Linked DNA regions of Homo sapiens: region 1 is linked to region 2. Evidence: read pairs that join two places in POLR2A ChIA-PET (ENCODE). Cell type or tissue: A673. All regions are shown on one strand. Links, peaks and the distances in the headings refer to the core of each region. The heading gives the core; the rest is flanking DNA. Region 1 overlaps TRIM38 (tripartite motif containing 38). Region 2 holds the start of SLC17A1 (solute carrier family 17 member 1).

Region 1 (15,928 bases), core at 4,492-8,491, 160 kb before region 2:
CAAAAATAGGTGAAGAAATCAGTACAACAAAACAGAAAGCCTAGAAACTACTATGAACACAATAGAGCAGAAGTAGCCTTAAGAGTTGGTGGAGAAAGGATGGTCTATTCAATTACCTGGGCTGAGAAACTGGCTTTCATATGGAATAAAAATAAAATTATAGCTATACCCCATATCATACACAAAAGTTTCTACATCTAACAAAGACACAGATAGAAAATGTTTTAAAATTTTAGAAGAAAATAGTGCAGAATTTTAGTGCAGAATTTCTTAGACTAGATGCAAAAACAAAAATGATTAAAGTGGCCAGGCACGGTGGCTTATGCCTGTAATCTCAGCACTCTGGGAGGCCGAGGTAGGTGGATTAGTGGAGGTCATGATTTCGAGACCAGCCTGGACAACATAGTGAAACCCCATCTCTACTAAAATACAAAAATTGGTAGGGTGTGGTGGCTCACGCTTTTAATCCCAGCTACTTGGGAGTCTGAGGCAGGAGAATCACTTGAACCTGGGAGGCAGAGGTTGCAGTGAGGGGAGATGGCGCCACTGCACTCCAGCCTGAGCAACACAGCGAGACTCTGTCTCAAAAAAATCTAAAAATAAAAAGATTATTTTTAAAAGACTATTTTAAACAAAAAAAATCGTTTAAATGATATGACACACTACATCTAATATTTGGAAAAGTACTTCTTAATACTTTTAATAAAAAGAGGCGCTGAGAGCATACAACCTATCCTCAGAAGAGTGTTTGACCTCTAGGAGGGACGCAAGCGCGTTCTTCCTTCATTTTAACTGGTCATTTTCATTTATTTCAGGAACATCTGAAGTAAACACAGTCACACGTTAACCTTTAAAAATCTAGGAGGTGCGTACGCATAGTTCCATTACTTCAATTTTTGTACTTTTGCATTTTAAAATATCACAGGGAAGCTCGGTACAGCTTCAAGGCTAGGAGGGGTGGCTCTCTCTTAAGCCCTGTCCCCGCCAGCCCCAGACCTCTCGTCCCGCCCCCATTGCCCAGTCCCCACCCTCACTTCCCCATTTCCCCACTCCCGCGGTCTCTTAACGCACCTCGTTTTTCGTCCAGTGGACTCAGACCTGTAGTCTTCCACCAGGATCGGCTCCTTTCCCGGAGCTCTCGCTCTTAGAGGAAATTGAGAGAAGCATCAGCGGAGACCCATCTGTGGCTCTCCAGAGGGCGCGGCATTCAGACCCCAGATCCAGCTGTGAGAACGGACCCCAGGCTCACACCAGGCCTGCGGGAGGCGGCCCACCAGAGGCGCTAGAAAACAAGCCTCGCGGGGAGGCGCGCAGGGCGACTGCAAGCTGTAGGGGGCGCTGGCGCCCTCACAGGCCAGGGGCAGGGCCGGCGCTGCGGGCGGGGCTCCTGCGGCGTGAGGGGCGGCCCCAGGCCAGCAGCTGCGCCCTGGCTGGGAGCCGGGGAGCATTTGCTGCTCTGCTGGACCCTGAGTCTGGCGGCGGGCGGCCTCCTCTCCGCTCCCCGCCCGCCATCCCCCAACTCCCGATCTCTCTGCTGCGTCTGGCCTCAGGCTGAGACCCCAACGAATCATTCCCCGCATGGGAACATTTTATGATATAACTGAATTCAGTTTTATGTATAACTGAATTACGGATATGAGAATCTCAAATGAGGACGAATGGTTTTTACGCACAAAACATGAGACACAAATCTGTAAGAAATATAAAGTCGTGACCACGTCCTTTCAGAACTTTAACCTGTTTGCTGAAGTACGTCAGTAACAATGGCAGGGAAAGGGTATCTTAAATTTCACCACAGCCTCAAAGAGGCCATTTCGTGGATCCGCTGAGGCTTGGAGTCGGCCTTCTGACCACGAGTCCTGCGGCTATGAAAGAGGAAGCCGCGGTTCAGGGCGTCCTCGCGAGTCGTGCAGCCCGCCCTGCTCCAGCTGGGGACACCGGTGGTCACGGCGCTTTCCAGCTGCAGATCCAGGCGGCAGCCCAAGATTTGGTCCAGCCGCCAAGGGGTGGCTCGAGTGACTGACGGGCCTTGAACGCTCCCAGGACCCACATCTGGAGAGGGAGGTGGGGGTGGGGTGCTGAAGTCATTCTTGGGGCCCCTGGGGGCGGGCATGGACCTGGGTAAGGCCAGAGAAATTGACACCTCGTGACATCCCTGGAAGAGAAGTACGTTCAGTGTCACTCCAGAGCTGAAACCGCCTTCTGGCTGGTCCCTCCTCACCTACATACTTTTCTAATTTGTCTGGAGCAGGCCGGGCATCTGTATTATCTGGTTATTTAAATATCTGGTTATTTAAAAGCTCTCCATTAAATTCACATACACGAAAATAAAAATTAAAAAAAATTTTAAAAAAAAGAAACAAAAGCTCTCTAATGACCAAGTCCTACACGATAGTGAATAAATTTTTTTGTGTGGTCCCTAAAATTGAGTTCATGCCTTTTCTGAAGTAATAGACGCCCAGAGAAGGGATCGACTTACCCATCATGCCACAGAGATTAATTGGCCCCAGAATTCTTTAGCAGACCGTGTATATGAACGTCCTTTGCAATCATATAAATTAACTGGGAAAACCTCATTTAGTATGTTACATGCCTAGCGTTTTGTGCCTGAACACCTTACAAGAACCAGGGACTATTGCCCCAATATTATATTTCAGGAAAGGAAGGCCCAGACAAATGGTGTCACTGGTCCACTTTCACCCAGTTGGTAAATGAAACCAGAAATTATAGCTGTACCACAGAAAGGTGAAAACGTTTCTTTTATAATTTCACATACAATCTTTAATGGACCCAGTGTCCAACACATTAAAGCAAGTGCTCAGGAGTGACATCAAGATGTAAAAAATAGTCCTGTCCTCAGGGAGTTTAGGTCTTGGAGAAAAGAGACCCAAGGAGACACAAGACAAAGGGGAAAGAGAAGGAGCGCTGAAGACTGAGGACCCTGCCTGTGGACTGAAGTGAGGATGGGGACACCCGATGCCCGGAATATGACAGTTTGGAGGGGCCTGAAGGACTCTTCTATTCTCTATCAGAAAAACAGAATTACTCTCCTAACCAGAAAAGGTATTTCAATTTATATTTTCCATCACAGCACTTTTCTGGTGATAATTTAATGTGTTTTAAAAAATGTATCACAGTGATGGCCTGGTGTGAAATAAATAATAAAATTTTAAGAATTAAAAAATATAAAAATCTTTTATATAGACATTAGGAGTTACAAGGATAACTGTGAATTATAATTAGTAATTAAATTGAAATACTGATTATTTTCATTTTTATTTAATTATTTAATAAAACCTATTTAACATTTAATATTTATCAGTAATTAAATCTAATTGTTAATATTTATTATTATAAATTATTTTAGAATTAAAAATAAGTGTAGAAGCGAGGCATGGTGGCTCAAGCCTGTAATCCCAACACTTTGGGAGGCTAAGGTGGGAGGATTGCTTGAGCCCAGTAGTTCAAGACCAGCCTGGGCAACATGGAGAAACCCTGTCTCAATACAAAAAAATGAGCCATGTGTGGTGGTGCGTGCCTGTAGTCCCAGCCATTCTGGAGGCTGAGGTGGGAGGATGACTTGAGCCTAGGCAGTCAAGGCTGCAGTGAGCCCTGATCTTGCCACTGCACTCCAGTCTGGGCAACAGAGCAAGACCCTGTGTCAATATACATATGGACAAACTTAAAATTTAAAATGAAAGCATACTACTGATACAGAATTGAGTAGAGATGCAAAGCTAGTCCTATAACCAGAACAATAAAGATAAAAAGGAGAGTGGAAGAAGGTATGTCATGAATTTCATGATAAATGGCAATTGCAAATATCCTGTAGCAGAACAAAACAACAAAACTGTAGATAAAACATATCCAACCCTTTGGAAGGCCAAGGAGGGAGGATTGTTTGAGCCCAGAAGTTGGAGACCAGCCTGGGCAACATAGTGAGACCCTGTATCTAAAAAGGAAGAAAGAAAAAAAAAAAAAGGATGATAAAGTAGACAATATTGAAAGCCATTTTCTGCAAATACATAGTGAATTTGATCAGTAATTTTCTTCCAACAGTGCAAAAATGAATAGATATTAGTTGCCTGAAATAAAAATCAAATATCCAACAAAAAATATTGACTATCTAATAGTATCTAAGCTAGTAAATTTGGCCAGTTATAAAATGTCTTAAATTTTTATTTAAAAAAAGAAAACCATATTTATAAGAAGAGGTGATAAAGAGAAATTATTTCAGTTATGAAGATTTTGTTAGAAAACTATGAGAAAAAAACTATTTTTTGTTTTCAAAAAGTGAAAGATTAAGTTACCAAACAGTTGCTAAAGAATACCAGATGGCTGAGCGTGGTGACTTATGCCTGTAATCCCAGTACTTTGGAAGGCCAAGGCAGGAGGATCATTTTAGGCCTGGAGTTCGAGACCAGCCTGGGCACTGTAGCAAGACCCGTCTCTATTAAAAAAAAAAAAAAAAAAAAAAAAGAATACAAGACCTTGCTAACAATAGCAAAGATCAATTAATTCAAAATTTGAAAAACTGTAATTTATTTAGCTTTAGAGTACTCTCGTGATATGAGATTGCCAAATTAATACTTTGGGTGCATTTCTTTTCTCAAAGGACTTGCAAATTTACAAAGAAGTGTTGAAGAAAAGCCACACATTGGCAGGTAATGTTTGCAAAAGACAGATCTGATGAAGAACAATATTTTTAGAATATACAAAGAATACTTAAAACTCAACAGTAAGAAAATAACCTGATTTAAAGCAGGCCAATGACCTGAACATCTGTTCACCAAAGAAGATACACAGATGCAAGTATGCATATGAAAAGATGCTTGACATCATGTCATTAGGGAACTGCAAATTAAAACAAGTAGATACCACTGCATACCTAGTAGAATGACCAAAATTTAGAACACTGTCAGCACCAAAGGTTGCAAAGATATGTAGCAATAGTAACTTGTTCATTACTGGTGAGAATGCAAAATGTGCAATCACTTTGGAAGACAGTTTGGTGGTTTCTTACAAAAGTAACCATACTTTTACCATAAGATTCACCAATCACACTCCTTAGTATTTATCCAAAGGAATTGAAAACTTATCTCCACACAAAAACCTGCACATAGATGTTTATAGCAGCTTTATTCATAATTTATCCAAAACTTGGAAACAAGATGTCTTTCAGTAGGTAAGTGGATAACTGTGGTACTTCTGAATAATGGAATGTTATTTAGAGTTAAAAAGAAATGCATTCACTTTGGGAGGCCGAAGTGGGTGGATTGCTTGAGGCCAGGAGTTTGAGACCAGCCTGGTCAACATGGGAAAACCCCAATTAGCCGGGCATAGTGGCGTGAGCCTGTAATCCCAGCTACTCGGGAGGCTGAGATATGAGAATCGTTTGAACCTGGGAGATGGAGGTTGCAGTGAGCCAGTGCCACTGCACTTCAGCCTGGGCAACAGAGCAAGACTCCTCTGTCTCAAAAAAAAAAAAAAAAAGAAAGAAAAGAAAAAAGAAAAAGAAAAAGAAAAGAAACGATCAAGCCATGAAAACACATGAAGGAAACTTAAATGTATGTTACTAAAAAGCCAACCTGAAAAGACTGCATACTATATGACTCCAACTGATGCAGGGCAAGCAAGCCAAAAATTAGGGCTTAGCCCGGGAAGAATTCAAGGGTGAAGTGGTGGTGTTAGCAACTTTTACTGAAGCAGCAGTGTACAACAGCAGAACAGGTACTGCTCCTTGCTGAGCAGGGCTAACCCATAAGTAATGTGCCCAGAGTAGCAGCTCAGGGGCAGTTCTGCAGTAATATACCTGCTTTTAGTTAAGTGCATGTTAAGGGGGATTATGCAGAAATTTCTAGAAAAAGAGTGGTAACTTCGGAGTAGGTACAGAGGAAAGAAGTCGATAATGTCCTGTTGTTGCCATGGCAACGAAAAACTGACATGGCGCTGGTGGGCGTGTCTTATGGAGAGGTGCTTTAACCTCGTCCCTGTTTCGGCTAGTCTTCAATCTGGTCCGGAGTAAAGTCCCTGCCTCCGGAGTTCACTCCTGCTTCCTGCTTCACAACTGTATGACACTCTAGAAAAGACAGTAACTATGGACACAGTCAAAAGATTAGTTGATAGAAATTGGGTGACAGGAAGTGTTGAAAAGGCAGAACACAGGATTTTTAGGGCAGTGAAACTTCTGTGATACTATAATGGTGAATACATGACATTATACATTTGTCAAAACCCATAGAAAGCACAACACCAAGAATAAACCCTAATGTAAATTACAGACTTTCGTTGATAATGACGTGTCAATGTAAGTTCAATTGTAATAAATGTACTACTGTGGTGCTGGATGTCTATGGTGGGGGGACATTTTTGCTTCAATAGTTACAGTTGAAGTAAATGTTTGTGTTTCCCACAATGCATATGTAGAAACTCTCACATTCAATGTGATGGTCTTTGGAGGTGGGCTCTTTGGGTGATAGTTAGGTTTAGTTGAGATCCTAGCAGATCGAGTCTTCATGATGGGCATGATGGGACTGGTCCCTTATAAGAAAAGACCAGAAAGCTAGCTCTCTCTTTGCCATGTGAAGACATAGCAGGAAGGTAGCCATCTGCAAGCTAGGAAAGGGCCTTCACAAAGAATCAACTCAGACCTCAGAACAGTGAGAGATAAATTGTCGTTGTTTAAGTCACTCAGGCTGTGGTATTTTGTTTCAGCAGCCCAACCTAAGACTGTTAATTGGATTAGAAATTTCCTTTTGGGGATGGTGTGTGGCGGGCGGGGGGCGGGGAGTACCTTTGTTAAGCTTTTATATCAATGAGTTTGTAGGCTTTTCTTTTTTGGTCATTGACTAGGACAGTTTAAATAGTATGAGTGTGAAGGAGATTGTTGGTCATCTATTCGATGTCCCTTCTCTGTTTTTTAATATGAGAACTCCTGATTTTCAGCCAACTACCCTGGAAAAAAAGCTAATCTTTCTGACTTCTTAAGTGTGGCCATGTACTAAATTCTGGCTAATGCAAGGCAAGCCAAAGGTTTTATGATAGGTTTTAGGACACTAGAGTAAAAGAGAGCTGTTGCACACATGCTCTTCACCCTACTTTTGTGTCCTTTTTTCCATCCTACAACTTGGGTTGTGAGTATGATGGCTGGAACTTTAGTGGCTCTCTTGGATCCCAGGGGTAATTGAGGGGTGGCTGGAAGGAATCTGTGATTTTCTGGAGTTTCCATACACAAACAAGACCTGGATTTTCTGGGCTTCCCAGACTTCCACATCTAGACTTGCTTTAAATGGGAGAGAAATAAACTTGTTTCAGCCACTGTCATTTTGGGCTATTTTATAGAACTTAATCTAATCTTCAAGGGTACATGAATTGCTTTTCCTTAAAAAAAAAATCAGCCATAAAATCATCTTCTTTTTTCTTTTGTTCCCCACATTATTTAGTTGGAGCTCTGTAACTTTTTTTTTTTTTTTTTTTGAGACAAGGTCTTGCTCTGTCACTTAGGCTGGAATTCAGTGGCATGACCATGGCTCACTGCAGCCTTGCCCTCCTAGGCTCAAGCAATCCTCGTCTCAGCCTCCTGAGTAGCTGAAACTAAGGCACATGCCACCATGCCCAGCTAATTTCTTTTCTTTTAGAGATGGGAGCCTTGCCCAGGCTAGTCTCAAACTCCTAGCCTCAAGTGATCCTCCCATCTCAGCCTCCCAAAGTGACAGGATTACAGGTGTGAGCCACCATGCCTGGCTGCTCTGTAAGTGTCTGAATTTCATTTTGTATTTATCAGTCTGTTTAGATTTTCTTTCCCTTCTTGGGTCAGTTAGGCCATTGGTTTCTTTTTAAAGGTTTTCAAATTTATTTGCATCTAATTCTTCAAATTACTCTCAAAATTATTCCAGTATATATTCTTTTGTTCCTATTTTCTTCTGTATTCTTTATTAAAATAGCTAATGATTTATCTAGCAGGACTTATATTCTTTCCATAACTTTCCTGCACCCCAATTAATCTCCAATTTTATATTTCTTCTGGCCTTCCTTATAGTTTCCACAGGTTTATTTTATTCATTTTTTAAAACTTTTATTTAATTGTTTATTTTATTATCATTCTTTCTTATTCAGCAATCTAAGTGCTTAGGGATATAGAATTTCCTCTAAGCAGCATATGCTAGGCTTTAACAATGTTAGGGAGGCCTCCCCTTTCTGGGGAAGACCACACTTACATTAACACAGGACTGTGGGATGCCAAGAGGTAGAGAAGAGCTTATGAATATCCAGATTACATCTTCACTGATCCTGCACAAAGGTGGGGTTCCTCGGTTACCCACTGGGTCCTATTACCCAAGTCTGGGTCAGCATACCGAGACTACGGGTATATAGAACAAGTGCAACTGGCGATAATCCTTCTGTTGGGGAGAAAAATCTTTTTTTTCTATTCATCTTAGGTTCTCCATCTGTGGCCCTATCAAGTAGACTAACAAAAGACAGATTGACAAGACAGAAACAAAGCATGTGCATTGTACAAACACAGGGGAGTACTGAGATGAATACTCAAAAGAGGATTTAGAACTTGGGCTTATATAGCATTTTAAGAAAAGAATACATTTTTTAAGTGACAAGGAAGACGAAAAGGACTTTGAGTTTCTAGTGCAGTAAATTGTGGGAAGGCAACTTTTTCTTTCCCTTTTTTTTTTTTTTTTTTTAAAAAAAAAGACTTCTCTGGTGCTATGTCCAGGCTGATAAGAGTCTAAAGTCTCTGGTGACTAACTTTTGTTCTTCCCCGAGTAAGAAGACACCTTCACAATTTCATATCCTGCTTTTAGGCAAATAGGGAGAGGGCAGAGGTGTTTGTTTGTTTTTAATCTATTTTTTTTCTCAATTGTCTTCAACTCAAAATACTTCTTATGCCAAAGATGGCATATTCTGCTACCCTTCACTTACTACTTACAACCCAGCCTCTATCATCATAATTAGAACTTCTGACCCTGGGGAACATGGGCAATAGTTTGAACTCTTTTATATCTCCCTTAGGCAGAGATGGAGGCCCAGCCATGCCTCTGACATCTAGACACAACTGTTGCTTCATTTCTCCTATTCTCAGAGGTGATGTTGTAGGACTTCAACAAATATCAGTAAACATTAATTTTTTTTTTCCTTGAGGCACAGCATGATCTTGGCTTACTGCAGCTGCTGCAGGCTCAAGCAATTCTCCTGCCTTGGCCTCACGAGTAGCTGGGTTACAGGCCCCTACCACCATGCCCGGCTAATTTTTGTATTTTTAGTAGAGACAGGGTTTCACCATGTTGGCCAGGCTGGTGTTGAACTCCTGACCTCAAGTGATCCACCTGCCTCAGCCTCACATAGTTCTGGGATTACAGGCGTGAGCCACCATGCCTGGCCATCAATTTTTATGTCAACTCTAAATTATAACATTTAGCAATTTTGTGACTTTTTATGGTCATCATTAATGTTGTTTATGTTTTAGTTGTAGTCCTGTCATTACTCACTCGGGTATGGTAATTTGGTCTTTTTCAAAATGAAGTTAAGGTCTATTTGCTCTTCTCTGAATCATAATAAGAACTGCCAACAGCCATTTCAGCAATAACTATTTACTGAGATTTTAAAATATTTCAAGGTAATTGGTCCTAGCAGACTGGAAAATACCAAATTCTTTTCCAGAACTGAATCCCCCATCAAAGTTCAATTTTACTCATAATTCCCTTTTCATTTGAAGCATCTCATTGTAAGCCAGTCTTAACCCTTCTCTCACACTTTGCTTGGCTGTTTCTCAGGTAGAACTCAGTAAGTCTGGTAGCCTCCAGGACTGCCGCTTAGATTATTAAACAACATGTCAGTGGTTGGAAGAGTCAATGTTATTTTGATTTTTCTGTTTTGTTTTGTTTTAAATGCAGTTGGCGGATAATTGCAGCTTTCTTTCATTCCCTACATGAGTTCAAATGGCAGCAAACAAACTAGGAGAACGCAGACCTTCTGACTTGTGGGTACCCCTACTCATCACCTGAAGACCCTTGGAAATCAAAGCCCTGACCCATTAAAGACGGATGGAGACAGCAACATACGATCATCACTATTATCTTGCTTTGCCCCAGTCCAGGTTAACCATCTGTGGTATTTTTAGTTGCTAAGTCCATATATTCAACATAAATCAATTATATATCCACTAAAATCTCAGCACTAGTCTAACTACTAAGGAAATGACAGCGAAGAAAACAGACCAAACGTCTGCCCTTATGGGATTTATATTATTTTCTCTGTGCTGGTTAAACCAAGGAGCTTCTGCTCTTTTCCTTAGTCACCTGGGGGAGGCAGAAACAAAGGAGAATATTGATAAACCTGGAAATAGGGCCGGAGAGTATCAGAGAAGGAAGCCTTCGGGAAAGTAAAGATGTGGCAGCCAGTATTCCCGTTATAAAAGGATACAACTCCGGCCTCATAGTCCAGAAAAATTCCCACAAGCAGGGGCTGCTCATGCAGATGAAGGGAAGTTGGGGGAGAAGTAAGTGCTACATAGCCTTTCTTTTTGCACAGCCTGAGGGTCCAGAATCCAGACTGAGGCTCTTGCTTCATGCCAGTGCCCCTCTGCACATTTTCCATACAAACTCCTAAATCCCATCCGGTTCCTTCGCCAACATCCACTTCAAAGTAACGTCTTCCTGAGGTGAAGCCTTCACAACCCAAGACACAGGGGAAGGCAGTAAATCTCCTGGAAGATGTGTCCTGATTCTCCTGGGTGTATCCACGAGTCACTTGTCTCCGATCCTCAGAGAGAATTAGTTCGTGATGAGCTGTATCTGGATCCAGAGTCACACTAACTGCAAAACAAAACAAAACAAACAAAAATAATTTTGTTGCTGTGAAGAACACAGGTTATTTTATTTTATTTTATTTTGAGATGGAGTGTTGCTGTCACCCAGGCTGGAGTGCACTGGCACTATCTCAACTCACTGCAACCTCCACCTCCTGGATTCAGGCAATTCTCCTGCCTCAGCCTCCGGAGTAACTGCGACTACAGGTGCGCACCACCACAAGTGGCTAATTTTTTTAAATTTTCTGTAGAGATGGGGTTTCGCCATGTTGGCCAGGCTGGTCTCAAACTCCTGACCTGAAGTGTTCCACCCACCTCGGCCTCCCAAAGTGCTGGATTACACAGGTGTGAGCCACCATGCCCAGCCACAAGTTATTTTCAATAAAACCAGCCTGTGTTCAAACCCAACTATTGTTTCTTATAAACTGGGTGAGCTTAGGCAAATCATTTAACTTTCTGAGCCTCAGTTTGTTAACTATAAAGTGGAAATTACCGTATTTGTTGCAGAGAATGGTGGGTAGGATTGAATAAGCTTATGTTTGCTTAATGCTTGGTAAAATTCCTGGTACATGGTAACCACCTAATAAGTGGTAGTTGTTGGGGTGATCAGGCCCAACACCAGGCCGTGGGGGCTACAAAGTCCGGCGGGGTCAAAGGAATGAGAAAAGACAAGTTAAGAGTGCATAAAGTGGGTCCAGGGTGCCAGCACTAGATTGGAGGCTGCAAAGGCCCTAAGCTCTGGGAGCCCACACTATTTATTGGTGATCAAACAAAGAAGCAGGTGGTGAGGACGTGAGGGTAAACAGGTGAGGGCATGAGGACATGGGGGTAGAAAGGTAGTGGTGCATTAAGCGTAGCTGTGACAGTTTAGCATTTTCTTTGACACATGTAGAATATACTCTGCTGCTTGAGATAGTAGAGGACACGTTTATGAGTGAAAAGCAAGGAACCAACAAGTCTGTGCACTTTCCAGAGGCTATGAGGGGTTTTATGCCCTGAGCCCTGGGTTCCATCCAAGCCACAAGGGGTTTTATGCCCTAGGCTTAGATTTGTGGTGCGGCAGGGCAGCCTTCCACCATTTGGCACAGAGCTTGGTGTTCCAAAGGCCACGAGGGGTTTTGGACCCTGGACCCCGGACATCTTCCAAGACTCTTTTACATTATGACAGACAAGCCAGTCCTGCTTCAGCTCTTCTAACAACATGTAGTAATAATGATATCATCAACATCATCTTCGTCTTAATTATTCAAGGATGCCAAGGTACAGAACTAACCTGTTAATATGGTTACCATCCTGTCCAAAGTTCTTCTCCCATGCAGGACTTCCAGGAATCATGAGACAGTTGAGCAGAAAGATACCTTTTCCCTTCTCTACTGAATAACCACCAACATTGAGAATCAGAGAGGGAAAATGACTCAGCTAATGTCTTAGCTTGTTATTGGAAGACCCAGGTCTCATGACACATGCCTAGTCCCATGACTTTTAATTGTAAGCTCTTCTCTTTCCCCTCAGATAATGTTCCATAAGCATTAGTATGAGATAATAATACACTGAGGACCAATATACATGAAAAATATCAGACTAGAATCAAACAAGACAGAAAAAAGATCTGATAACCTAAAGTGAGATACTGAACAGTATGCAGTTTTAAAAATAAAAAATGGTAATAGGATGTTCTAACAAGAGAGTTAAGAAACCACTGTGCTACTGAGTTAAATGTTGATCAGTTGGTCTGTGACAATTAAGGAATTCAAGTATTCAGAAACACTTCCTGTGCTGGATGCTCTCTGTTTGTTCTTCCAAATAATCCCTCACTTTTCCCTGTCTTGCTCTGTGCCCAGGAAGGCTGACATGGACAGATTAACCAGGCTTTCCGCCCTCTGGCTTGGTTCAGCCAATGGGAAGCACCAGAGGAGACCATAGGGCACAAAGAAGCAGCCTTGGGAGTATTCAGTACCCCAGTCCCACGCTATGATTTGGAGGGTCTGCATTCCTCTGCCTCTGGGCACACTCTAGTATAGTTACAGCTCCCTACACCTGCCACTTGAGGCCCAGAGGAGGTGATGGCTCTCTAACTGTTCCTAGTTCTGGGTGCTTCCTGTTCCTTGTGGATTTCCCAACTCCTCACCTTTGTAAATACCCTCCTTTTTCAAACTCTATTCAGTTAGCTTTTATCAGCCTGACTCACAGAAGTTTGGGGTTTCAATTCATATTACCTGAATGACCCAGGAAAACCCATGTTGAGAAATTAAAATGTTTACGGGGTGGTAATACCACTTAAGAGAAAAAATATCAATTGGATTTTTAAAATTCCACCTATCTATTGGTGTGACACATCAACAAAAACATATAGAAAGATTGGAAGCTAAAAGATAGATAATATAGTCATATACTGTTATAGTATTATATCAAAAGATATTAAGTCAGAGCATTATTAAGAATGGAAGAAGGGCCAGGTGTGGTGGCTCATGCCTGTAATCCCAGCACTTTGGGAGGCCAAGGCAGGCGGATCACTTGAAGCCAGGAGTTCAAGACCAGCCTGCCCAACATGGCAAAACCCTGGCTCTACCAAAAATACAACAATTAGCTGGGCATTGTGGCACATGCCTGTAATCCCAGCTACTTGGGAGGCTGAAGCACAAGAATCACTTGAACCGGGGAGGCAGAGGTTGCAGTGAGCTGAGATTTCGCCACTACACTACAGCCTGGGTGACAGAGAGAGATTCTGTCTCAAAAAAAAAAAAAAAGAAAGAATGAAAGGAGTCACCTAAAAAAGATAACACAATTTTAAACATAAATGTACTACATTATTAGTGAATTCATGTTTAGAATTGTGTTAATATACAAAGCAAAAATTGTAGAATTATAGGAGAAATGGACAAATCTACAATCATCATGGGATGTTTTAACATTCTTCTTTCCATAATTGATAGATCAGGCAGACCAAAAGAAAGAAATAAGGGAAGATACGGAAGGTCTGAACAATCTAAGAAGCGCAATCTCATAGTCAATACATAAAGCTCAGCAATTGTTTAATAATAGTAAGCAGAGAATATGCAGTTTTCTCAGGTATAGATGGAACATGCACTAACTGAGTAAATACTAGGCAGAAAACAGTCTGAACAAGTTTCAATAAATCTGTATTACACAGATCATTTTCTCTAGCCTCAATATAAGATTATAAACCAATAATAAAAAGATGACTAAAAAGATTCTAAATATTAGGAAATGTAAACTACTAATAAGTCATTAGAAGATGTATAGAATGGAACAATAATAAAAAGTTATTTATAAAAATATACAATGAAGCTAAAGCAGAATTTTAAGGAAAATTTGTAGGCTTTAAATGCTTATCTTAGAAAAATTAAAAAGCTGAACATTAATGAGCCAAGCATCTAATTTAAATTTTAAAAAGAACATAGAAAGCCAAATATAATTTTTTAAAAAGAAAAAATAGATATTAAACAATATAACAGTGAAGTTAAAGAAAACAAGAATGCAATAAAGAGGAAAAACAAACAAAAAAAAAGGTAGCTTCTTTTAAAAGAAATTTAATAAAATAGACATACCTCCAATGAGATTTATCAAAGTAAGACAGAAGGCACAAATGGAATGAATACAGAAACTTTTTAAATATTACAGAACTTTATAATAAATCTTATGCTACTAATAAAATTGAAAGTACTGATAAAATTATTACTTCCTAGAAAAAATATTTCTGAGTAAAACTCACTCAAAAAACAAATAAAGCATGGGCAGACCTAACATTAAAGAAATGAAATCACTACTTTAAATTTTACCGACAGATAATAAAACGTGCATCTTTATCAAGCAAAAATGGAACTTGTCAGTTTTATAGGAAATTTAGAAGTCAAGGCATGAGTAATGCCAATCTCATACCAAATCCTACAAAGAATAGAAAATTATGGCTCCCGCTTATAGACATAGATATAGAACTCCTGCACAAAATAATATAAATAACAAACCAAATTTTATATTTGCAACTATACATATTATATGTGTATGTATTATATATGTTAACATATACATATATAATATGTATAGCATATGTTCTACATATTATATATGTATAGTGTATGTATTTTACAATATATAAATGAAAACCCAATCTTTAATATATTCATCTAGATTGTCATATATGACATATATAATACATTACATCAAAAATGTGTACAATAATCAGGCCAGGCACAGTGACTCATGCCTGTAATCCCAGCACGTTGGGAGGCTGAGGCGGGTCAATCACTTGAGTCCAAGAGTTTGAGACCAGCCTGGTCAATATGGCCAAATTCCATCTCTACAAAAAATATGAAAAATTATCCAGGCATTGTGGTGCACACCAATAGTCCCAGCTACTCGGGAAGCTGAGGTGAGAGGATCACTTGAGCCTGGGAGGTGGAGATTGCAGTGAGTCGAGATTGCGCCAGTGCACTCCAGCCTGGGTGGCAAAGGGAGACCCTGTCTCAAAAAAAAATTAAAAAATTAGCCAGGTATGGTGGCCTGTTCCTGTAGTCCCAGCAACTGGGGAGGCTGAGGTGAGAAGATCACTTTAGCTCAGGTGGTGGAGCCATGATCGCACCACTGTACCACTCGGCTTGGGCAACAGAGTGAGAGCCTGTCTCGAAAAAACAAATATATACACACAGTAATCAATATATATATTATATGTACCAATCAATGCTTCACTTTTATATATAATATAGATTACATCTTATTAGATATATAGTATTCCTTCTCCATAGATAGATAGATACAGATATAGACATAGTATCCTCTATCCATATTAGAGAGAGGATACTATATATATCTATAGCATATAGAGATGCTGTCTCAAAAAAATTTAAACATCAGCCAGATGTGGTGGCCCATGCCTGTAGTCCCAGCTACTGGGGAGGCTGAAATGAGAGGATTGCCATTGATCCTCTCATTGGTTGAGCCATAATCGCACTACTGCACCACTCAGCCTGGGAGACAGAGGGAGACCTGAGGTGGAAGGATATAGATATAGATATATAAATAAATATGTATAGAGAGAATATAATATATGTGTGTATGTGTATATATATATATTATGAAGACACTGGGAGA
Region 2 (15,928 bases), core at 7,748-11,747:
TAATGAAGAAGTTCCTAGTGACTCCAACTCTACTAGACTTCTCCATACATCGGGCATGTATCGATGTTATTGAATATTAGCAATGAAAACAGTTTAGATTCAGTCTGAGACAATGCCCACATTAACTACATGTTGAGTATATGCGCAGAAGTGCAGAAATAAATCAATCTAGAGGCTCTTTCCCATCAAAATTTAAAAATAGTTGCATTCAGTCATTATAGCACACACTCAATACTCCACCAATATCCCCTCAGTTCCCTTTACCATTTTGCTGCATACCAGCTCCTGATGAGTTTTCATTCCCAACACCTGGAACCTGTTTTTTCTGTTAGAGGGCTCCCTCAGGCTGCAGGAGCCAGTTTTGCCTGCCAACCTGGATGTGCCTGGGAATTTGTGTCTGCCCGGGAACAGCTCTTACTCAAAGCATCACTATACAGATATAAATGCTCCATCTCCCTTTGCTTCTGCTTGGCAAGCGAGGTCCACACGATCTCCCAAATCCCCTAAGAAGTGAACTGGACCTTACTTTATATCCTTTCCAGATCTACTTATGCTCTCCTCAGTCAGGTTTCCCTGGAAATACATCCTAATGAATCATTTGACAGGAATCCTCATCTCAGGGTCTGCTTCTAAAGAATGTGACCTAAGCCAGTTGTTTCCACAAGAAGACCTAGGATGCAGATTCTTATAATAACTTCCAGAGTTATATCACTGACAAGCCAGGCGGCCCAGGGACCCCCCCTTGATGTTTGTAAAAGCATTGGTGATAACCCGGGCCTGCTGTAGCGTTACAACTGCTGACTCTGTCCTGTTGTGCATTGGAATGAAAGATGGGATACAGGTGTAAGGGAAGGCACTGGCTTGGTCAATAACTCTAGCATTTGAGAAATGTGTGGAAATGGCAATTAGAACAACTTTGAAGTTGGCTGTTTGATGGTGGTCATGATCACCGATGTACTCAAGATGGCCAATTACATCAGAGAATGGTGTGAAAGTCAGAAAATTTCCCTGGCAGCATTTAAAGATATCCTGATCTCCAATAGCAGAGGGCAGACATGTTCTGAAGATCAGACTCAGGATTTGATTGTCAGAGTAGCAGAAAACACAAAGACAAACACTCGACTTTACGCTAAAGTCAAGTCCTGGGAAGTCTCATGCTAAAGTCAAGGCCTGAAATTTACCCTCAAACTTATTGGTATCCTTATCCCAGTACCCCATGCTGCGGGATGGCAGCATCCCGTTTCCTGAAGATTCCCATGCAGAAAACACAGCTGATACAGATGCCTTGCAAGACAATACTTGCTTATTCAAATTCTATCCTCATGTTCTCTATTACCTTAACAAATAGTAAACCTGAATACTTGACAAATAGCTAGGTCAGGGCTTAGGATGGTCCAAATAGTGTAGTGCTGGCCCTGCTAAAGTGGAAGGGACAAGGAGAGCATGCCTAGAATATGGGACCAGAGTGTTGGGGGCAGAAGGTAAGTCCAGATAAGGGAGATCTTGTTAATATGAGGGCACATTGCTGTGACTCAGGATTTAATATCATTGAAGCTTACATGAAAATGCTCAAAAACAGTTCACTCTTGCTGAATTAGTAATTCAGATGCAATACCACAGCCCAGGTGGAATAGCAGACAGTAATGCCATTTGTAAAGATGTAGAAGATGCTAGAGTAATGATCTCTATTGTATTCCCATTCAACTCACCAATGTGGCCCCAGAATAAATAGACTGTGGCAGATGGTAGAGGACCACCACAGATGGGATCCAGTGGTAGCCTTAATTGCATATGGTGTGCCAGATGGAACACATCAACAGAGGCTTTGTCACTTCCTATACAGGTATTAGTATGGCGAGTGTGTTCTTTGGAAGAGCCATGGGAAAGGAGGATTATAAGTAGTTTGCATTGACTTGGGATAGACAACAGTACTTCTTTCACAGTTTTGTCAAGGAATGTGTTAACTTGCCAGCCTCTTTCACAACACAATCTGAAAGGATCTTGATTATCTGCAACATCACATTGTTTCACTATAAGCATGCAGTTATGTTAACTAGAGCTGAATAGCAAGAAGGAACAAGGACTCTGGATGCCATGTAAAAATATATACACTCCCAAGGGAGGGGAGAGAAAGCCTACAAAGTGTCAGGGACTAGCCACATAAGTGAAGTTTTCAGGGATCCAGTGGTCTCAAATATGCCAGAATATCATCTCCAAGGTAAAGAACAAGTTATATCTTGAAACTCCTACCACTAAGAAAGAATCACAAAACTTGGCAAAAAAAAAAAAAAGGTATAAACCTCATCAAGTTTTAGAGGGAATATATATCACACATCTAATAAGACAGTACGCTAACACTTACTTGCCCCAGCCTGAAAGTCCATCCTCAAAACACTCTTCCCTGTCCTTACAACCAGGGGACTGGGTTTGTATCGCAGACTCCTCTGCCCCTCTCCAACCTAAGTGGTTGGGCCCTCACCAGGTTATCCTAGCTACTCCCACAGAGGCAAAGCTAACATCTTTTCCACACTGGACACACCATTCCAAACTAAAAAGAGCACCAGATCCACATTCAGCAATTTCCTCACCCCCAAAATATTCTTCCTCCCTCACAGGACCAACCTCACTGCACTTAAAAATTCCTGAAGTTGCCAATCCAGAAGGCCCTAGTCCATAACACTCTCCAACTCCAGTTGTAAATCTTTTATCTCATATCTTGTTTCAGATATTTCCTGGTATTCCCTACCCAGATCCCTGAATAGTCAACTCCAATTTCTCACATTAATCCAGGAGCTATGGCTGCAGGGCCTTCCAAATATTCACTCCTTCTCAAATCTCCTTTTTCTCCTTTTGTCTTCTTTGTCTGTGGGGTACTCTAAGTTCCCCCCACCCCACCCAACCTCTGGCAGTCAGGCCCCCGTCGTCAACCTCACACATTGCCTCTTAAATCAGTCACACACCCGTCTTTCTTCCAACTGTTAAATTTGTTAGTCCACACAAATCCAGAAGTTCACTGCCCTTTCTGTTAACCTAACTACATAACCCTGGTCCAGAATAAACCTGCATCTTACCTACTCAGCCAATCCACTCCTGAAATCTGTTTATAATCTTTCTCAGCTAAACACCTTTCCCTCCAATCTATCAAATCCACTCACATCATCACACATAGGGTCGTCACCATCCTTCACCTCATAACCTCTAAACTAAACATGTTACAAGCCCGATTCCATAAAACACCTCTTATCAATCCCTCCCCTCTGTGCTGGCCCAGCTTTTCATGTATCCAACCCAAGGTTACCCCCTGGTAAAAAAAATGCACACACAATTCCCTCAACTGCAATCTATATCCTTCTGCCCCATCAGGGCCACAATGGCTGTTAGTTAACAAAAACCCATTTCTCTCTCTCTCTCCAAAACCAAACAGCCTTCACATCCTCCCACACCAACATTCCCTATCAGACCCTCACAGGGGCTTCCCTTGCTAATAGCTATTCAACCTGGAGAAACAAAATGTCGGAACAAAAAGTTTGTCCGGGATTCAACCCCTATCTATCTTCTCATAGCTCGCTACATTCACTTACAACTTTTGCCTCTCAATCCCCGGTCTTTTCTTTCTGTATGGCACAAACTCTTATCTTTGCTTGCCGGCAATTTGGTCAAGAACGTACACCCTGGTTTCAATCTTCAAACATTAGCATTTTGCTAAACAACCAGACCATCCAGGTTCCTTTGGTAGCTTCTGTTTCATCTTCCTCCACACGCACTAAGCGGGCTCTACATCTTATTCCTCTGGTAACAGGATTAAGCATCTCAGATGCACTTGGCACTGGAATAGCAAGTATATCAACCTCAACTTCCCTATATTGAAAAAATCTCTACAGTCCTCTATAATACCTTAGAGGACATGCATACTTCCATTGCAAGCCTCCCAAGGCAGATAAACTCTCTTGTGGGAGTCATTCTCCAAAACCAAAGGGTCCTAGACCTGCTAATCACTGAAAATGGGGGCACATGTGTATATCTCCAAGAAGAATGCTTTTTAATGTTTATGAATCTGGTATTGTTCGCGAAGAAGCCCATGGGCTCCGTAACAGGGATGCAGAAATCCAACATCAAGTCACTAACTCTTGGTAGCACGGGTCATCCCTCCTAAAGTATACGCCTTGGGTAACCGCTTTCTTAGGACCCCTAACCTTCCTCCTCCAAATACTAACAATTGGCCCATGTGTACTCACCTGCATATCCTGCTTTATCTCCCGAAGGCTGAACTCCCTTGTCCAGGCAACCACCCAGAAACCCATTGATGCCATCCTTCTCCTCTGCCAAGTTTGGTATCAGCAGCTCCAGGAAAACAACTCTGAAGTTGGACACCCACTACTTCAAAACCCCAACCCTGATAACAGAGCCCCTGTTCAGCAGGAAGCAACCAGATAGTCAACAACACCCCTTTCCCTTTTATATTAAAGTAGAAGGCAAGAATGTTAGTCCAAACTACACCACTTTGTAAGCCTCCCCCACCGCCATTTCTCAGACCTTGGTCAAAGTGAAACATTCCATGGGGGTTTGGGCCATAAGAAACAGCCTGCCTCTTATCATATTCTGCTGGGAGAAAGTGTGAAAGTGCAAAGAACACCACATTCAGCCGGAAAAAGGGCTAGAACGGCCTCATCCTGGGAACACGTAATCAACATTTTCCCAGGCATTAGGCCGCGCCCCTGCCAGATCCCTCCTGCCCAGAGCTATAAATTGCCCCAGTCTTTAAGCAGCGGTGGGCCCTGACATTAAGCTGGTCTCCCACATCTGTAGGTCTAATGCTGGACATAAAGCCAGCATTTGCTGTTAAGCCAGTCTCTCTCTCTCTCTCTCTCTCTCTCTCTCTGTGTGTGTGTGTGTGTGTGTGTGTGTGTATGTCTTTCTTTAACCCATGCCTTCCCTTCAAAACCTGATACCCTGTAGCCAACCACTGATGGATACTGGCATATAAATACTCTAACTTCTGTACCTTTGGTTAGGATGAATCTGAGGTGCAGACTACACTGTTCCCACTGCTCTCTTGTAGCATTAGTCCAAAATTACCTTCCTCCAGACTTGGCTTGTTTTTGTACCCTTGTTTGGTCTCCTTTCTTTCCCTGCCCACTTCCCAACCTCCTTACTATTTTTGTTGTTGGTTTGTTTTCCCGAAAATACCATTACATCACTTTAACATTAATCTTCATCTCAGGATCTGTTTCTGGGGAAGGCAGCAGTTGATTTTGGCAATCCTATTAGTATTATTTTCATGTTAATACAGGCATGCTATAATAAAGCAAAAAAGTATATTCATTGGGAACAAAGATATTCAACAAAAGAGAAATATGTAAGACTATAAAATCAAAGGAATTTTGAGAATAGCCCTAATCCTAAATTTGAATTAGAAATACAAGGAAAAAATTATAATTTCTTTTCAAAAAAATACCCTTTTCAAGTTCTTCCACTGAAAACATCTAAAAGCAGTGAGAGCCAGGAACAATGAGCACTTAGTGTTCAGAGTGTGGTCTCTAAACATTATTTCCTGCTGAAAGGAGCCAGCACTTCCTAAGAAAGCCCAGATCTGATAATAGAAAAGAAAAAAAAGAAAATATATAAGAGGAAGCTGGAAAGTTTTTTGTGTGTTGGAAGACAAGAAAGCTATTCAAGACCACAAGAGTCATATCATAATGACATGGAAATCAGCTTGAAGGGACTCCCACTGACCAAAGAAGGAACAATTGGAGCATCGAAAAGGAATAAGAACTGCAATAGACTGTAAAACATCAAATAAAATCCATGAGGTCATAATAGTACTTGGTCATTTTTGCTAAGACACTAACTTATTTTAGAACTTTATCAAGTAACTATGGTAACTTTCCTATTAAATCTGTATTTCCAGCTTACCAAATGTTTGATAAAGTAAATTTCCTTTTTTATAAAAAAATTCTAGCTCATAAATGAAGGAGACATGATAGAATTAGAAAATCACTATTTTATAACTTCTTTTTTTTTTTTTTTTTCGAGACGGAGTCTCGCTCTGTCACCCAGGCTGGAGTGCAATGGCGCAATCTCTGCTCACTGCAAGCTCCGCTTCCCGGGTTCATGCCATTCTCCTGCCTCAGCCTCCCGAGTACCTGGGACTACAGGCGCCTGCCACCATGCCCGGCTAATTTTTTGTATTATTAGTAGAGACGGGGTTTCACCGTGTTAGCCAGGATGATCTCGATCTCCTGACCTTGTGATGCACCCGCCTCGGCCTCCCAAAGTGCTGGGATTACAGGCATGAGCCACCGCGCCCGGCCCATTTTATAACTTCTAATCAAATGATAGATCTAGGCAACATTTACTAACTGTAGCTAAAAGCCATAGGTGAAATGTTGGTGAAAACTTTATTAATAAGTCAGGCTAAGAATATCTGAAACTACTGATTAATCTTACTACCACTAAAAGTGAGACAACCTGCTATTATGTGCCTCCCAACACGGAGCGATAGTACCCTGTATCATCCCATATCCCTGTGAATTGTTTTTGTGCTGAATCTAACCAAGCCTCTATATAAACCTCACGGTTTGCAGGATGTAAGGAAATACAAAAATATATCAAATAATCCTAAAAGCGAGCTATTAGCCAAACCAATTAGGAGAGACACTCTGCAAGGGATCCTGTTTTATTGTTGTTGTTTTTAAGTAATGGCAAATGTAAACTGGGAGAGGGGATTATTATAAAATAAGAGACATGACAGCCGTAACAATTAAGCGCCATTATGTGGATCCTATTCAAATCCTCACTTAAATCAAGCAAATATAAAGGACACAATTTTGAAGCAATTGGGAAAATTGTCATAAAGGTTGGATATTAGGTGATGTTAAGGGATTATTGTTTATTTACTAGATGTGCTGATACCATGTTAGTTATATCTTTTAAGGTCCTAATGAATTAGATAGCCATGCTGAATGTTTTATAGAAGAAATGACATAATGTCTGAGATCTGCTTTAAAATGCTACAAAAAACAACCATTGAATGTTGTTGATAACATTCAAAAGGCCAAATGAAAACTCAAATGGCCAAATATTGATAATTATTGAAGTGGGTGAATATGTACACAGTTATCTTAAACTGATCTACTTTTTTGTATGCTTAAACATTTCCATAATAAAATGATAAATTTAAAAATTTAATACATAAAACACAGAATCCAAAAGAAACAATTTCAAAGAATCTCACAGAGCAGCAGAAAGCTTTGGGGCCAGCAAACAGAAAGATGGTTCTCCTTCAGGTAATCAGTATCCAGAACTGGGATACTGATGGCAGATGGGAGTGTTATTATTTAACACATGGACTTTGAACAACTGCTGACCTAGGGGTTTCAATCACTAAAAGGGCTCCTCTTTCAGAAAATGCCAGAAATTGCCCAGCATGAAACAGGACAGTACAAACATTCTGCAACACACAGAAGAGGACCAGCAGAATCTGGACTTTTGAAAAAGAAAAAATCTAACTGAATAACAACATCAAAGTCTCCTGGGCAAAGGGGTTAAAGATTTACAACATTTCTTTAGAGGAAAAAAATAACTGGTTGAATTTACAGAGCATCTGCTATGTGCCAAACATTTAATGAGCACTTTAAAAGCATGATAAAAATTAAAAAAAAACTTGTTAAGCATGAAATAAATTACCTATAATGCAAAATCACTGATTTTAGTGCTTGGATATTTTTAAGTAATTAGTAGATTACCTTCAAAGAGTTCTAAGTTAAAAGTATTAGGGGCCAGGCACGACGGCTCACGCCTGTCATTCCAACACTTGGGAGGCCAAGGCACAAGGATTGCTTGTGGCAGGAAGTTTGATATCAACCTGGGCAACACAGCAAGACCCTGTCTCTACCAATTAGCTGGGTACAGTGTTGCATACCTGTAATCCCAGCTACTTGGGGCTGAAGTGGAAGGATCCCTTGAGCTCAGGAGTTCAAGTCTGCACTGAGCTATAATTGCACCATAGCACTCCAGCCTGGGTGACAGTGTGAGATCCTGTCTCTCTATGTTTTTTTTTTAATGTTTCTGGATATTGCTATAACCAAGTGGATGAACCAGAACCTACAGTAATTGCAGGAAGAGCCATGAGAGAAGCCACACCTTCCAGAGGACATGCCTCAATAAAATGTACCTCTTTCTGAGTATGCTGAATGTCAAACAGATGTACTGTTTAGAGAGGAGTGTGGAGGAGACAGGGTGAGGGAAGGAGGGAAAGCAAGGAAGGAGGGAGAAGGAAGAAGGGAAAGAGAAGGAAGAAAGAAAGAAAAAAGGAAGAAAAGGAGGAAGAAAGGAAGGAAGGGAATTAAGAGTAAAAATTTAATATGGCATTTATGGGGCATTTAGAAAGCCACAACATTCCTGTGAGAACAGCATTGTATACTCAGAGCCATCCTTAATAGAGAAATCTTGAGAGCACTTATGGCAGGCAAGCTCTACCTCCTGGGCAGGGAGAGAGACTAAGGGTGTCTGCTTATTATGCCATGAAATTACTGGCAGATTCCCAGTTTCTGGTCCACTGGATGATTTTGACCCACACACCTTCCCTGAAGCTTTAAGGAAAAGGTAACAGTAAAGTTAAAAATTAAGCTTTTAACTTCGACACAGTGATGTCAAAAGATTTGGTGAATGATTTATGGGGCTAAACTTGGTAATCCTAGAAAGTCAATATTGTGTAAAGTTGAGAGAAAAGTCTTCACAGCGGAAGAAGAAATCACTTTTTTGTCCCGAATCAGGTTAGTCTACGGGGCTCATTAAATGAAATGAGCAATCAGTTGATTCCCCAGAGGGCCGTAAGGGGGCATTCCCTGGCAAAGATATTATTGAAAGTACTTAGCAATAGGGGAAAATGTGGGGAGGGGTGGAATATGCCCTATCTTCTGAGGCTTTTCACAAGAGAAAAAAGAACATATTTTTAGCAATCAGTGTGAGGTTCACAGGGACACAAGGAAAGAGAAGTATGTGTTGTACAGTGTGTGATGCTTGTATAGCTGTGGTGTGCTGTGTCTGTAATGTGTGTGGCACACTGTGTACGCCTGGTGCATCTGTGCCCATCATTTATGTGTGTGTGTGGTTATGTGTGTGGTGTTTGTAGTTTGTACTTCCGTTTTGAGGATGCAGTATTGTAACGTATTTATATGTTTGGTTTGCTATGTGTCTGGAGTGTATGTGTGGAGAACATAAGGGGAGTTTGTACCATGTGTTTATGTTGTATGTATGTATGTGGTGCATACGTATGGGTGGTTTGTGTGTGCATTTGGTGTGTATGTATATATGTATTGAAATAAACAGCAGCCCCAGAAGAGGTTCCAATGTGTGATAATGATGGTTGACAAATTGCTTATTCAAAAATATTTTGCAAATCCAATCTCAGGACTTTGGTATCTTTGGGGCACTAGGTATCATATAATCTGATATGGTAAAATCCTGAGGTCTAACCTGACCAGCACATATTGGTGCTGAATTCTGATGGTAAGGGGTTGCCTGATAGGAGACTGCTCCATTCTGATTCTCCACTGAGCTTCCTGCCATAAAGCTTTGCATCAGTGGCTGCTCTATCCACGGAAACTGAAGATACGGACAGGGGCATGTGGACGTGTAACGAATGATTAGCCTCTGCTTGAGTTGATCTTATCAATAAGCAGATAGTATCTTCCAGCTCTATTAAGATACAGGGGGAAAAAAGGAATTTGTTTTACCTTTGCTTACTCCTTTTCTGACATTCTTCCTTTCTTTTCATACTGCCGAGTTTCTGACCTATAGCAATCTCCTTCTGCCTGAAAGGCTTCTTTTAGTGTTCCTTACAGGGCAGGTCTACTGGCAATGAATTCTTTCCATTTCTCACTTTGGAGGAATATTATCACGGATTTAGAATTCTGGATTGGCAGGGTTATTTGTTTGTTCTCTGTAGTTTTCAGGTCTTCCATATATTTTTAATCAACCAAAACAATCACAAAAGTAAAATAAATATCAAGGGAAGCACATAATGGAGGTGAATGGGCACTGCTGTGATGGAGCAAGTTATCCTTGGAAGCGGTTTTAAATCAGAGAGGAGTACTGGGTAGTGTTTGGTCAGTTGCCTCTCTACATTATGCTGACATCAACGTGTTTTGCACTCACAGTGGGTGGAGGCAAAACCCTTCAGCAAGAAGAGAAGCAACTTCAGCCGTGTATGCAAATGGATAACCGGTTGCCTCCCAAAAAAGGTAGCACTTTATTCTGTTCCATTAAACAGGTGTTCTTTTTCTTAAATATTACATCACAGATTCCATGTGGAAGAATATTTTTGTGATATACATATGGGGTCTTAAAAATGTTCAGAAAAGAAGGTAGAAGAAACCAGTCCTACTATGGTTTTCCACCAGAAAAGCCCTAAATAAAAAGATTCTACATACTCTGGTGGCTTACACTTTATTTTCATTTTTGCGCACTTGTCAGTTTATCATTTAGTGGAAAATATCAGAAAAAACTGGGCTATTTTGGTTCCATCTCCAAGAGAAAGAGAGATAGATCTGTAAGTGGAAGTAAGGCAGGATGAATGTTCTTGAGTCCCTGCATTCTTGGACATCAACAGCTGAATGTGTACTGAATATTTTTTGAGAGAAGCTGTTTATTTTAGGCAGGGTAGTGTAATGACAATAAAGGATTACTGCTATTGGTTTAGCGTTGTGTCAATGTCATAGGGGACAAAATCCCAGAAAAGGAGATGAGCGATAGATTGTATACTTTTTCAACTTATGAAAAAGTTACTGTATATTAAATTATGTATTTCTTCTTGTATCAACTTTGATACTTAATTATTTTGATTGTTTAAGTTGTCCATTTAATCTGCATTCAAAGTTTATATATATATGTTTTTTTCTATATATTATTCATTTCTGCCCTTATGCATTTAATTCCTTTTAGACTTTTTGGGTTTGTTCCTTTGCTCAGTTTCCAAGTGTTTAAATTCTTTCTTTTTTGATAAATATATTTACAGATGCACATTTTACTCTGTCCATGAGTTTGATATGCGGTATTCTTATTACTCAATCCCAAACACTTTAGAATTCCCCCTGTGGTCTTCTTTTTAACTTAAAACTTGTTTAGACATAATTCATGGACTTCCTGGAGCAATGTGGAGGAGAGAAATGAGTAAAACTCAAAAGCATACCCCTAAATGACTAAGACAATGAGCCCTTCTCTGACATGGTGACAATGACTTCCCTTTTACCATGTAGAGACTCCTGCAGGTGTGTTTACAAAGTTTCTGATAGCTTTCTAGATCCATTCACTTCCCTATGATACTGAGTTTAGGCAGCAAATCAAAGGAAGGGCTGGCTGATGATTAAATTTCTCAGGGGTATTCTTTTACCCCCTTCTATTCAGCTCTTAAGTTCATATGGCACAAAATTTCTTGGCAGTCCACTGACAAGATAAGGGGGCAATGTGTTCATCCTCCATTGAACCATGTAAATCTTTGACATCCAAGCATTTTAGGAGAGGGTCTCCTACTATACACTATCGCATCGCTAGGACCTTGGTATTTGATTCCTGTTGTCCCCATATCATGGAAGGCCAAAAATCCCAAGATCAAAAGTCCACAGTGAAACATCTGACTTCAAGGCCCAACTTATGTTTTGAGGCCCCCATCTTCACTAAGCCCTTGGCCTGAATATTTCATCTTTCCTCTTAGATCACCCATGCTTTTAAAAAAATGGTTTATTTTAAGCATATTTTATCTAATATTCTTATCTTTTAACAACGGAAGCTCAGTTGGCCAGAAAACTAGCCAACTATTTGTTGGGTACTAATGCTTTTTTTCATTTAACAGTTTATCTAAAGAGTATTCCACAATTTTTGGCAGAGATTTTCCTTAGCATTTTTATAGCTGCAAATGACTTTGGTATGGATGGATATATTATAATTTATTTAAATGGTCACTGATTTATAAACATCTAATTTGTTTACAGTCTTTTGCTAGTTCAAACGATTCTATAAGAATGTTGCAAAATGATATAAAATTCAATTCGGTAAGATGATGTAAAATATTTATTATCTAATAAAATAGCTTCCAATATATAAAGCAAAATAGTCTTATGAAAATTATAAAGACACCAAATCCTAAATAAAATATTAACAGAACAAAACAAATCTAAGAATTTATAAAAACATTAAAAAAGCAACCACCAACACTAAGTCAGGTTTATTCTTAAAATAAAAGAGTAACTTAATGTTAGAAAATGTATACATGTCACTCCACACAAATTAATTGAAAGAGGAAAACAGTATGATTATCTCAATAGATATAAAAAATCTATTTATTTATGATATTAATATTTATTTGCAATAAAAAATTCTTAGTTAACTATGAATGTGCAGTAGACAGAATTCCAAGATGGCACCCAAGCTCCCTGGCCCCTGTTTTATTCTTGGGTGGAACAATGAGCACAGAGGATACAGCCCAAAGCCCAGAGGGTGGAGCCAAGAGCCACAAGAATTATCTCCAGACCTTATGAAAAATCCAACATTGGCCTGGCTGAACTTCAGAACCTTTATGGATCGATGACTCCTTTTCTCCTCTATTTTTCCCACCTTGGAACTGGAATGTCTATAGCTTTATCCTACACCTGTTCCACCATTACGTGGTAAAAGTGTTAGGGGCATATAACTTGTCTCTTTAGTTTCACAAGCCCACAGATAGAAATTGTGCCCTAGGAGGGATTAATCATAGGCCCCTCTTCCACACCTGATTTAGATGATGAGATTTTGGACTTTGTGCTATGAGATTTTGATGAGGTTTTGAACTTGAGCTGATAATGTAATAAGATGAAGAATTTGGGAAGCTTGAAATGGGTGAATATGTTTTGCACGTGAAATGAACATGAGTCTTTAAGGGCCAGATGGTGGACTGTAGTAGGCAGAATTCTAAGTTTTCTCTCAAGATTCCCAGCCCCTGGTGTATACACACTTTCTCCCAGTTATTTAAGCAAACATTAAGCTAGGTGCTGCTTCAAGGGGTTTTGCAGATGTATTATGGTCCCAAATCAGTTAATCTTAAATAGCGAAATTATGCAGTTAGGAGAGATCTAATCACATGAGCCCTTTAAATCTGGTTGTACAGGTCAGAGGCAGAGTAGCTAGATTCAAAGTGTGAGAGGGATTCAACATAAAGTAGGTTCCCATTGCTGATTTTGGAGATGGAGGGGGCCATATAGATTAACTTTGCCTGTTTTTGAACTTCATAAAACTAGATTCCTATAGTATATACTGTCTGGTATCTAGCTTCTTTAACTGAACATGTTTTTGTTGAAATTCATCCAGATTTATCCAAATTGTTGTGTATAAGTAGTTCTTTCCTTTTATTTCTGAGTAATATGCATTGTATTAACATACCATGATATGTCCATTCTTTCCAAACATTCTGCTATTTTGAATAAATCTACTATAAACATTTCTGTATGTGTTGTTTTGTAGACATATACCTGTATTTCTCTTGAAAAAAATGCCATTTGTTGAAAAACACTTTACTTTCCTCCAATGGATTGCATTAGTACATTTATTTTTAAAAAGTTAACCATATATGTGTATCTGTTTCTGGACTCCCTACTTTCTTCCATCAATGAACTTGTTTGGCTGTACACCAACTGATTACTCTAGCTTATATCAATAAGTAATTACATTTTTTTAAAATGCCATTTTTTTCTCTGCATTGGGCATATATAAGTCTTTCAACCAGAGTATTTTTTAAATGTTGGAAAAGGAATAGTTTTCTTGACAGAAAATGTCTTTGTTGTAATTAGGGGGACTTATGTCCAAGAGTAACACAGGGTATTTATAAAGGGTCTTTTAAAAAATAGACTTGAGCCAAAGAACTTGAAAGATTGGCTTGATTTTCTTGGAACTTCTAGCTGGAAATACAATTTTAAGGAGAATATGGTATTATTATATCAGTCTCACATCTTCTTATTATATAATAATTATCAAAGGTCATTAAGTACAATAAAATTTTAAATTAATATCTAGGGCTCCAAATTTCTGAATGTCCCTCCTATAGTTAAAGTATGTTTTTATCTCAGCTCTGTCAGCAATTGCGACTTTCTGTTTTACTTTGTAGTTCCAGGTTTCTGTTCCTTTCGCTATGGATTGTCTTTCCTTGTGCACTGTTGTAATGTTATAATAACAGCACAGCGTGCGTGCCTGAACCTCACAATGGTAGTCATGGTGAATAGCACAGATCCACATGGTTTGCCCAACACCTCCACAAAGAAGCTCCTGGATAATATAAAGGTACATCAATAATTTTCCCCACAGTCAAATGTTTAAAAGCCTGTCTTGCTAACTAATTTGTGTAGATATGGAATTGTACTGATATGATACTATATTTGAAAAAGAAGCTCAAGTCTTCATCTACCTTGCCAGGAGTGACCTAAATAAAATGTCCCATGATTAAAGTATGCCTCAGTATTTCTGAAGGGCTTGTTGTGTAAATCCTTCTATGTGAGAGAGAATAAAACCCAAGAGTTAGGGCTTCTTTACAATCAAGAAATTTGGACAAGAGGAAAAAAAGGGAAAGCATTTTAAATTAGGAGTGGAAGGTGAAGACACATTACATTTTTAAAGTTTTTGACTTGCAGGATATTTAAATGTTTCATTAATTTCATCTCTGGAAGATAATCAGTTGTTATCTACCAGAAGATGTAGATGCAGCAAAAAATAAAAACAAGATAGGTAATGTCAGTAAAGAGATGGAAACTATAAAAAGAATGAAAAAGCAATACTAGAAATCAAGGAAATTATAACAAAGAATGCTTTTGAGGGGCTCATCAGTAGACTCCACACCACTGAGGAAATAATTAGTGAACATGAATATGGGTCAATAGAAACTCCCAAAGTTGAAATGCAAAGAGAAAGAGAATTTTAAAAAATTAACAGATCTTTCCCAAATTGTAGACAGTATCAAATGGTGTAACATGTGCATGACCAGAATGCCAGAGAGAATAGGAAACAAGAAATATTTTTTTCAAAAATTGGCTGAGAACTTTCCATAATTAATGACAAACATCAAACCACAGATCCAAGAAGCTCAGAGAACACCAAACAAGATAAATAGCAAAAACAAAAACAAAGAAAAGCCACCTAGGCATACCATATTTAAATTGCAGAAAACCAAGACAAAAAGAACATTTCAATAAAACCAGAGGAAGAAAATACCTACAGAGGAACAAATATAAGAATTACAGCAGACTTCTTATCAGAAACCATGCAAATAAGGAGAGAAAAGTGAACTTTTTAAGGTGTTGAAAGAAAGAAAACCCCTGCCAACCTAGAATTCTGTATTCAATAAAATTATTGACAAAACTGAAAGACTGTAAAATTTCAAGCTGTAGCTATAACTTGAGAAAGCCTTTATTGTCTTTCAATTTTTGTCCTTCAATTTTCCCTTCATATATACGAATTTACTGCCAGCAGGCTTACCACAAAAGAAAAGTTAAAAGATGGTAGATTTTAATCCAACTATATTGATAATCACTTTAAATGTGAATGTTCTAAACACACCAGTTAAAAGACAGAAATTGTTAGAATTGATAACAAATAAAGATCCTCAAATATTCTATCTACAAGAAATCCTGTTAAAATATAAAGACTCAGATAAGTTAGAAGTAAAGGGATGAAGAAAGATGTAAACTATGCAACCATGAAAACACAAATCAAAAGAAAACTGAAGTAGCTATATTAATTTTAGACAAAGCAGAGTTTATAGCAATGAAGATAACCAGAGATAAAGAGGGCATTACCCAATGATAAAAAGAGTGAATTATCCAAAAACAAATGATTCTAAACATGTGTATCCCTAACAACAGAGCAGCAAAATATAGGGGGCAAAAACTGTGAGAACTGAAAGGAAGAA

What was found. ChIA-PET counts read pairs that join two places held together with the same protein. Peaks named below come from ENCODE experiments on the same cell type or tissue, not always from the same donor. Only the 100,000 strongest peaks of a DNase experiment are listed, where the experiment ranks them.
Region 1: POLR2A ChIA-PET joins it to region 2 with 23 read pairs; 2 of 35 experiments call an interaction of 5 or more read pairs at or near these places.

What each region holds. Positions count from the first base shown.
Region 1 is chr6:25,978,062-25,993,989 of GRCh38, reverse strand. TRIM38 (tripartite motif containing 38) reads right to left here. Exons shown (of 8, transcript NM_006355.5): 8 at 2,759-10,826. The coding sequence ends at 10,303. LINC02980 (long intergenic non-protein coding RNA 2980) reads right to left here and starts at 1,323. Exons shown (of 3, transcript NR_186645.1): 1 at 1,072-1,323. RefSeq lists an enhancer at 1,005-1,214 and a silencer at 1,205-1,514. In A673, for the core only: no CTCF peak of the experiment used is centred there; no DNase peak of the experiment used is centred there; H3K27ac peaks cover 1,002 bases.
Region 2 is chr6:25,824,840-25,840,767 of GRCh38, reverse strand. It overlaps SLC17A1 (solute carrier family 17 member 1), which reads left to right and starts at 8,716. Exons shown (of 13, transcript NM_005074.5): 1 at 8,716-8,774; 2 at 10,161-10,244; 3 at 14,135-14,307. The coding sequence starts at 10,211. LOC124901285 (a long non-coding RNA gene) reads right to left here and starts at 4,614. Exons shown (of 2, transcript XR_007059518.1): 1 at 4,236-4,614. In A673, for the core only: no CTCF peak of the experiment used is centred there; no DNase peak of the experiment used is centred there; H3K27me3 peaks cover 1,311 bases.